2 separate regions of the Homo sapiens genome follow, and region 1 is linked to region 2. A link is a contact called in ENCODE Hi-C or POLR2A ChIA-PET data. All regions are on one chromosome and are shown on one strand. The core of a region is the stretch at or near the end of the contact, and the rest is flanking DNA. Distances in the headings are between cores, read along the strand shown. Region 1 has its middle 180 kb from the start of ECI2-DT. Region 2 has its middle 37 kb from the start of KU-MEL-3.

What was found. A loop is a pair of places that touch in the nucleus more often than their neighbours do. ChIA-PET counts read pairs that join two places held with the same protein, here RNA polymerase II (POLR2A). Pooled maps may share reads with other maps.
Region 1: a pooled map shows a loop between it and region 2 (5-fold over the local background). The contact joins two enhancer-like sites. A Hi-C loop is called at or near these places in 2 of 168 maps with a recorded cell type or tissue (mammary epithelial cell and sciatic nerve) and 3 of 50 pooled maps. POLR2A ChIA-PET finds 5 or more read pairs at or near these places in 2 of 52 experiments (A549 and A673).

The regions. Positions count from the first base shown.
Region 1 is chr6:4,310,097-4,314,574 of GRCh38, forward strand. No RefSeq gene overlaps it. Among named protein-coding and RNA genes, the nearest start is that of ECI2-DT, 180 kb to the left of the region's middle. Within about 2 kb of position 3,060, at least 16 of the 41 ENCODE cell types and tissues checked have a DNase peak (open chromatin) inside an H3K27ac peak, as active enhancers do.
Region 2 is chr6:4,645,022-4,649,766 of GRCh38, forward strand. No RefSeq gene overlaps it. Among named protein-coding and RNA genes, the nearest start is that of KU-MEL-3, 37 kb to the left of the region's middle. RefSeq lists an enhancer at 2,634-2,928 and a silencer at 2,634-2,928. Within about 2 kb of position 2,755, at least 11 of the 41 ENCODE cell types and tissues checked have a DNase peak (open chromatin) inside an H3K27ac peak, as active enhancers do.

The DNA of each region.
Region 1 (4,478 bases), core at 1,810-4,309, 330 kb before region 2:
AAAAAGCAAGGAAACAGGACACCTCAAAGAAGCATAATAATTCTCTAGGAACAGAGTCCTAAAGAAATGAAAATGTACAAAATGCCAGAGAAGTATTAATAATTGAAAATAATAATCTTAAGGGATCAATGAGATACAGGAAAATACAGATAGACAATTCAAAGAAATCAGGAAAATTAATGATTTGAATAAGAAATTCAACAAAGAGATATAAAATACCAAACAGAAATCTTGGAGCTGAAGAATTTCATGAGGGAAATAAACAATGAAATTAACAGCTAAGATGAAATCAAGCAGAAAAAAAGAATTTCTAAATGTGAAGACAGGTCTTTTGAAATAACCAAGGCAGAAAAGACAGAGAGAAAAAAAAAATTTACGGGACGTATGGGACACCATAAAGCAAACAGATATTCACATTATGGTAGTTTAAGAAGGAGAAGAGATAAGAAAGGACATAGAAAGCCTATTTAATTTAATAAAACAATATCTGAAGAGAATCTCAAATCTTGGGAGATACATGAGCATCCAGGTTCACGAAGTTTAAAAGTTTCTAAATGTATTCAATTCAAAAAGTTTCACCCTGGGGCACATTATAGTAAAATTGTCAAAAGTTAAAGACAAAGAAAAATTCTAAAAACAGAAAGAGAAATGCATCAAGTCACATATAAGGAAATGCCCACTAGACTAACAGATTTCTTAGCGGAAACCTTATAGGCAGAGAGAGAATGGCATGATATAGTCACGCTGAAAGAGAAAAAGACTTACAACCAAGAATTCATACCCAGAAAAACTATCCTTCAAAAATGAAGGGAGAAATAAAGTCTTTTCCAGACAAACAAAAATGGAATTCATTACCACTAGACTGGTCTTACAAGAAACACTAGGGAGACCTATATCTGGAAGCAAAAGAATGATATCTACCATCATGAAAACACATGAATGTGTAAAACTCACTGGCAGAACAGAGACATAAAGAAGAAAGAAAAAGTAGTTAAAATGCATCACTACAGAAAACCACCAAAATGCAAAGATAAACAATAACAGAGGAAGAAAGAAACAAAAAATATGCAAAGGCATCAAAATACAAATAACAAACAGAGTAAGTACTCACATACCAATAATAACCTTTAATCTAAATAGATCACATTCTTCAATTAAAATATATAGACTGGCTGAATAAATTTTTAGAAAAATGAGACCCACCTCTCTGCTGCAAATCAGTAGTGATTCTATACATTAACAACGAGCTGGCTGAAAAAGAAATCAAGAAAGCAATCCAATTTATAATAGCAAAGAAAAAAATACTGAGAAATAAATTTAACCACAGTAGTGAAAGACTTCCACAAGAGAAACAATAAAATACTGATGAAAAAAATCGAACACGATAAAACAAAATAGAAGGACATTCCATGTTCATGGATTGAAATAATTAATATTGTTATAATGACCAGGCTACCCAAAACAATGTACAGATTCAATTCAATCCCTATCAAAATGCAATGACATTCATTACAGAAATAGAAAAAGTAATCCTAAAATTTGTTTGGAACCACAAAATACTCCAGGTAACCAAAGCAATCTGAGCAAAAAGAGCAAAGGTGGAGGGATCACACTACCTGACTTCAAAATATATGACAAAGTTATACTAACTGAAACAGCACAGTAATGAAATAAAAACAGACACGTAGACCAATGGTAAAGAATAGAGGACCCAGAAATAAATGCAAAACAATTGTTTGGTGGTCTATCTTTTAGCAGGTTGATGTAGGTATTATTGTTTTTAATAGATTTCTTACTGGAGTTATGAGTAGATTGCAGAACACAATTACAGTATTAGAGTATTCTGGGTTTGTCATGTACTCAATTTTACCAGTGGGTTTTATATATTTACACTTTTTTTTGTTTGTTTGTTTTTGCATGTTAGTATTTTTTTCTTTCAGTTTGAAGAGCTCTCTTTAGCATTTTTTGTCAGATGGGTCTGGTGACAAATTCTCACAGCTTTTGTTGTTTGGGAAAGACTTCTCTGCTTCATATTAGAAGGATAGCTCTGTTGGATATAGTATTCTTGGATGACAGTCTTTTTTTTCTTTCAGAAGTTTGAAAATGTCATTCTACCCCCTCCTGGCCTGTATGATTTCCATTGAAAGGTCTGTTGGCTGATCAATTGGAGCTCCTTTATATGTTATTTGCTTCTTTTCTCTTGCTGCTTTTAAGATTCTCTACTTATTTTTTATTCTTGAACATTTGATTAGGGGTAGAACATTTTATTCCAGGGGTAGTCTCATTTGAGTTGAATCTGCTTGGTGTTTTCTGACCTTTCTGTACCTGGTTATTTATTTTTCCTCAAGTGTTAAAAGTTTTCTGTTATTATGCCTTTGAATAAACCTTCTATCCCTTATTCTTACTCAACTCTGTTTTGATCACCAGTAATTCTTAGATTTTGTTTTTTAAGGTAATTTTTTATATCTTTTAGGTGATCTTTGTTTCTTTTCATTTTTTTCTTTTCTGTGCATTTTCAAAAAGCCTATCTTCAACTTAACTGATTCTTTCCTCTGCTTGATATCACCATTCTGCTGTTGAGAGCCTCTGTTGCATTTTTTAATTCAGCAAATGTATTTCTCAGTTCCATGATTTCTGTTTGATTTTTTAATTATTTCAATCTTTTTGTTACATTTCTCTGATAAATTTCTCAATTGCTTTTCTGTGTTATCTTAGAGATTTCTGAGTATTCTTAAAACTGCTATTTTCAGTTTTTGATCTGAGAGCATACATATTGCAGTTTCATTAGGGTCAGTTACTGGTTTATTGTTTTGTTCATTTGGGGAGGTCATGGTTCCCCATTTGCTGTTGTTTTTTGTAGATGTACATTTACATCTTTGCATTGAAGGATTATTTATTTCAGTCTTCTCTGCCTGGATTGTTTTGGGTTTTATTGGATAAGTTTTCCTAGAAATGCTTTGTAATTTAATTGTAGATTATCTTTTTTTTTCCCCAATGATGTTGTTGCCTCTTTTTTGGCACTAGATGGTGCCTTAAGCCCAGGGTTGCCTCAGTTGTAGTAAACAACCAGAGTGCTGCCCATTCCAAATGGGAGAGATCTCAAAGGGGACATCCTGGCAGTGTGGGAAGGCTGGCTAAGAGTTTATGCCCAGGGGACCTGTGGAACAAACCTTCCACAGTGTAGTGCTGCTGCACAGCCACACTAATTTGGCATTTCCTTTGGCCTAGTTACATAGTAAAGCTTCAGGGTCTGGGAATGGTAATACCCCCACCTTTGTCACTGGCTGTAATCAGGGTTATTTCTCCTTTCAGGCACTCCTGATGCTTCCCATGGGTTGAGACAGGGACTGTTGTAGTAGGGAGCCCAAGTTGGTAAAGAAGCTGGTTGTGCACCTCAGTCTCACTTTTTCCAGTGTAGAAACTGTGAGTCAGGGAGAAATTTTTCTCATGCTTGGTGCTGTGCCAGGCAGACTTGGAGGGAAGGGTGTCATGGATACGGTAGTCCTTTTACTATCTGCCCCGAGTGATTTCACAGCTCTGTTGCCCTGGGAACTGTCTCATTCTGATATTTGAGTTCTGGGATATTGCTGGCAATAATCTCAGTACTGTGTATTTGTTTTTGGTTTTTGTGGGGAGAGTGAAACCAGCTTGCTTTTACTCTGCCATTTTGAAATCAAAAGTCCTATTATACTATCTTGATTACTTTAGTAGTGTTATTAATCCAACTTTATTCTTTTTGTTCAAAAATTGTTTTAGCTATCCTAATTCCTTTTCCTTTTCACCTGAAATTTAGAATCAGCATGTGTACATATATGGCTGAACTTTTTATTGGAACTGCAGTAAATTTATAAATGTGTTTGGGGAAAATTTTCATTCTTACTATGTTGAGTTTTCCAATCAATGAACATTGTGTATCTCTGCTTTTATCTAGATCTTTGATTTCTTTGATTTCTTTCATCTGTGTTTCATAGTTTTCAGCATATAGATCCTGTGAACAATCATAAATGCTGTTTTTTTAACATTCAGTTTCAAATTATAATTCCTAGTATATAGAAATGATTGATTTTTATAAACAATTATTTTTCAGTAAAAATAAGTGACTTTTCTTTATAGACTGTTTCTGAAGGATTCTACTTTATGTTCATGGAAATTACACTCTTTTAATCCTGAGATTTTATGGATTGCTGAAGTATATAATTAAATTGTGTAGTCATTATAATATGTACAGGTGGCAGAAACAGGTTGGGAACAAACCCAATCAACTCTTGGTAAGCATACAAATAAAACAGGAAGAGCAAAAGTATATCAGTGTATCACAGTAGACTACTGGGCTATAGGGATTCAGCATGGTCATGAAAAAATAGAGTAAACAGAAGGTCAGTCAGTTAATCTGGAGAGTCAGCTAAGCGAAGGTCATTTAAGAGAGCTTCTACTGAAAGATCTACACAAAAGAGACAAGAAGGCAATAGAAAGGCCCA
Region 2 (4,745 bases), core at 1,505-4,004:
GACTCTACAGTGCCCCACTGAAGCCAATGTCACTTCCTCCAGGCCCCAGTCAGTCATCCTCCCACATTCCACAGTGCCTTTGTCCAGACCTGCTATGCTGTAATCTTGCAATAACCTTTGGAGTTGCCTCTTTTTATTCAATGAAGTCTGCTGTCAAGCAAGGAAAGCTGGTTGTAAATGCAGCATTCAGGGATGCAGGCCAAGTTCATCGCACTGAAGTCCTATCATTGTTAACAAAAACAAAATAATTGCTGCATGTTGACATACCGCAAGCAAGGGAAGTAACTAAACTGACATCAGTGGAATGGGGTGGGAGGGCCATGAGATGAGACAATCTCTACATTGCATTAACAACCTCTGTGTCTGCATTTATTCCAGCACCTTCCTTTGAACTCATTATGGTCCTCTCCAGACAACCCTCTCATTATCTCAAGGTTGAACTACTTCTCCTGGAACAGTGTCTCTTCACAATTATGATGGCTCCAGACATTTGAGAGGGAGCCAGTTTCCCTTTAGAATACATTAGTGTCTTTCAAAAGTAAATAAATGTTTACTTTGTCAAGCAATTAATTAAAAACAGCAAAGTAGGTGAAAGAATGACAGAAAGAAAGAATAAGGAGGTGTTTTAAGGAAAATCCTGTTGGAAACTTTAGGTGGAGAATGACACCCATTCTTTCATTCATTTGGTTTTATGCTGAAAGCAGACAAGGTATTTTACAATAAATGATATATGAATTCTAAAAATATTAAGGGAAGGGAAGCAAAACAGCAAGAGACAAGAGACAAGAAAAGAGACAAGACATGAAAAGGGTGCAAAAATTCTGTCAGAAAACCTAGGTAAAAGGAGCACAAATCTTAGCTCTGTGATCCCAATCAGGGACTACAGGGGGAGCTGACCAAGAGCCACAGGAGGGGTTCCTAGCCCTGGCTGTGCCTCGGACTCAAAGGGAGGGGGCATCTTCAAAGTCTGGTCATCTCACCCTACTCAAACGCACTGAATCAGAATCTCTAGGCCTTAGACCAAGACATCCGTCTAATGAAAGGAAGCACAAAAAACCATCAAGAGAAACAACCTTTAACTCCCAAAGGAATTTATGACATATGGTTTTCTTTTAAAGCCACTAGACAAGGAAATGGACCGCAGTCAATAACAGATAAAGAACACCTTCAGAGATGTTTGTCACAGGGCTGTTTCTCACACCAACCCTCAATAAAGGCTGAGGACATAAAGGGTACCTTAAGCCTTGGAAAGAACTTTCTCCTCTGCAGCCAGCCTTGTGCTCATCTCATCAGAGCAAGCATAAGGACTAGACTAGGGGATGTTGGATGGCACGTGCTTTGGGCTTCTTCGCCTAGGCTTGTGGTGAGACCCAAATGAGTAAGGTCATGCACATAGCAGGTATCCAGTAAACATTAGTTGATTATTGTTATCATCATTACTTTTTTTTTTTTTTTTGAGACAGAGTCTCACTTTGTCACCCAGGCTGGAGTGCAGTGGCACAATCTCGGCTTACTGCAACCTCCACCTCCTGGGTTCAAGCAATTCTCTTGCCTCAGTCTCCCGAGTAGCTGGGACTACAGGCGCACACCACCACACCCAACTAATTTTTGTATCTTTAGTAGAGACGGGGTTTCACTGTGTTGGCCAGGCTGGTCTCTAACTCCTGACCTCGTGATCTGCCCACCTCAGCCTCCCAAAGTGCTGGGATTACAGGCGTCAGCCACCACGTCCGGCCAAAGCAACCTCGAATGGGGCCAGATACCCAACACATGCACGAGTTTTGCTCTGACCTTGGCCTGGAACACTTTGGAACAGCCTTTGTCTCCCACCCACATTTCTGATGACCCATCAGAAAGCTCAGCTAATTCCTCAGAATCTGTCATCAATAATCTCATAAGGTTCCCTTTCTTCGGAACATGGCCTATGACATCCTTTTTAAATGTTCTCAATTCCTGTGAAAGGCGGTTCTTGGCCCTATAATCCCAGCACATTGGGAGGCCTAGACAGGTGGATCACCTGAGGTCAGGAGTTCAAGACCAGCCTGGCCAACATGACAAAACCCCATCTCTACTAAAAATACAAAATACAAAAATTAGCTGGGCATGATGGCGGGTGCCTGTAATCCCAGATACTTGGGAGGCTGAGGTGGGAGAATCACTTGAACCCAGGAGGCAGAGGTTACAGTGAGCCGAGATCACGCCACTGCACTCCAGCCTGGGCAACAGAGTCAGAGTCCATCTCAAAGAAGAAAAACAAACAAACAACAACAACAAAATTGGGGAGGTTCTTCCCGGGAGTCATCTCTTTTCAAGTTTGTTATTCAAGAGAGTGTAAAGGTTGAGAGTTAAAACCATACAGATGTCATAAACTGCTGCCCAGACAGTAAGTGACAGTAAGCTCACACTTGCCACCAGGGCGGTAGCCAGCTTCTGATCACTCGTGAAATAAAAGCCAAAGGGCATCCCACGGGCAGGTTTCATTTGCTGAGGGTGTGAGGAATTGGCTCTATGGCTTTTATATAGACTCACAGGTACCAGTCAGTAGCAGAGGGCGCCTGTAGCCAGGACCAACACTTCAAAGTGTCCTCCTTGGTAGAGGCAGTGCCATTCTGGAGAATGAGGACATCTTTAGGACCTTAGGTGAGGTCTGAAAGCCCTGGACACTGCGGGACGCTAGGCAGCCAGGCACCCTTGGAACCGAAGCCGCCTGGGGAGGCAGGAAGCCGCAGCTCGTGCTGCTGTTGACGCCAAAGCCGCCTGTCCCCACCCCCTCTCGCTCCCGGGAGAACCGGGCAGAGGGAAAACCTGGAGAGATGGAGCTGGAGTTGAGGAAGGGAGCTTTGGCTAGACCCCGGATGGGCAGGAAGGGGAGAGAGAGAGAGACTAAAATTGAGTGCAGCATTGGTTTTAGAAATAACTTTAGGAATAACTGAAAACGCAAAGCTTGAATGTCATCTTGGGGTGTGAGATAGCAGCCACAGTCCCTTTTTAACTCTGCTTATAAATATGTTTAACTAAAATGGCTTTGACTACAGTAATGCCCACAGCCGGTCACAGGTCATAGCTGGAAAGACCAGCAGTGAAATCTCTTCTTTAAAGCCAACACATTTTCTCTGTTCCTAAAATGTTTTGCCTACCAAGCCCAGGGAGCCCCACAGAACACACCTCCTACGTGGAAACCAGATGCAAATTCTATGGTACAAGTGGTTCATCGGTACCTTTGGAAATCCTAGAACTAGAGACCTGTCAGCGGGATGTCAATCCTCAGGGAGATCTCAGAGCATTTCACTAGAAGCCGGTGTGGGGCAAGTCATGTCAAACATTTCTGATAAGGCTGTGATTTCTGTAAGGCTTGTTTTTTACATAAACATTTTTAAATCATATTTTTTCAGATAATAAAAGCAGTATATGCTTTCTATTTTTTAAAAAAGCACTAAAAACAATAAATAAATTAGATCAATGCACCCCTACCATGATCCCAATCCTTAGAGATAACCACTGTCAACTGTTTGATATGTACTTATCCACATTTTTCTCTGCATATATGCTATCTTACAAAAGCAGGATTTATATCTATGTACTCAGATTCTTAGTGACTCACATTACTAGGAAGGTGATCTTCAAAAGTAAATTAATTTTTAAAGTAATTTCAGTTTAACTTTGATGTTCACATATGAACGTGTCACTTTTTTAACTGAGCATTTCACTAGGAGAACTCAATATCATCATTTGATAGTGAGGCAGTATTGCGGTTCTCATACAAAAGATAGCAGGCAGTAATTATCAAATAATCTTAGTTATTTGTATAGTTAACAAAAATGATCTAATATTAAGCAATTATTGAGTCCATACTAACTTCTAGGTACTGTCATAAGCATTTTACTTACGTTAACTCTGAAGAACAACCTTATGAGAAAGGTAGTAATATCCTTTTTCAGGTGGAGAAAAAGAGGCTCAGATAAATTAAATAATGTTCCCAAGGTCACACAGCAAGTAATTGCTGCACAGATATTGAAATGTATTCAAAGCAACATCAATATATGTTCTATCCTGCTACCAACTGTTCAAGTCATCAGGTTATAGTTATGAAAACAAGCAGATAAATAAATCAACATGTTTAAAATTGTTTTGTGATTCAACTATGTATATTATGGAGTTCTTAGTGACAGTGATGAGTTTGTAGTCCATCCCCAGGTACTTACCACCAGTGTGACCCTCAGCAGATCTTTTAGCTGAAACACAGCTACAAACTGAAGATGCTGTCTATAATAACACTGGGCTCACGGAGCTAAAGTGAGGTTTAAAGAAGGCAATGTATATGAAATCTCCTTGAAAACTGTAAAGAACTATCTAATATGATGTTAAGGACATATTTATGTGGCAATTCCTCATTCAATTACAACAGGCTTTATAACTTCACATTTATAATAATTCCATCAGAATACAACAAATGCAGAATTTTTTTAACTAACTGAAAATAAAAGGCGGCTTTCCACACTACTCAAAGTCACGGCATATTCCCCGAGATCATGTCTGTAACCTCTCCCAGGCTCGGAAAACCTTGTTTTCCAGCCATACTTTTTCCCATTCTGATACTGAAGTGTTAGATTAATTTTTATTTTATCAACATAATAACACTCATATATTTTGTCAAATACTCAATACAAAAAAAAAAAGTTTCTGACCTAACTCCCCAATTTTCTTGCTGAATACTACCATTTTCCTTTCCTTCCTCTCTTTCTTCC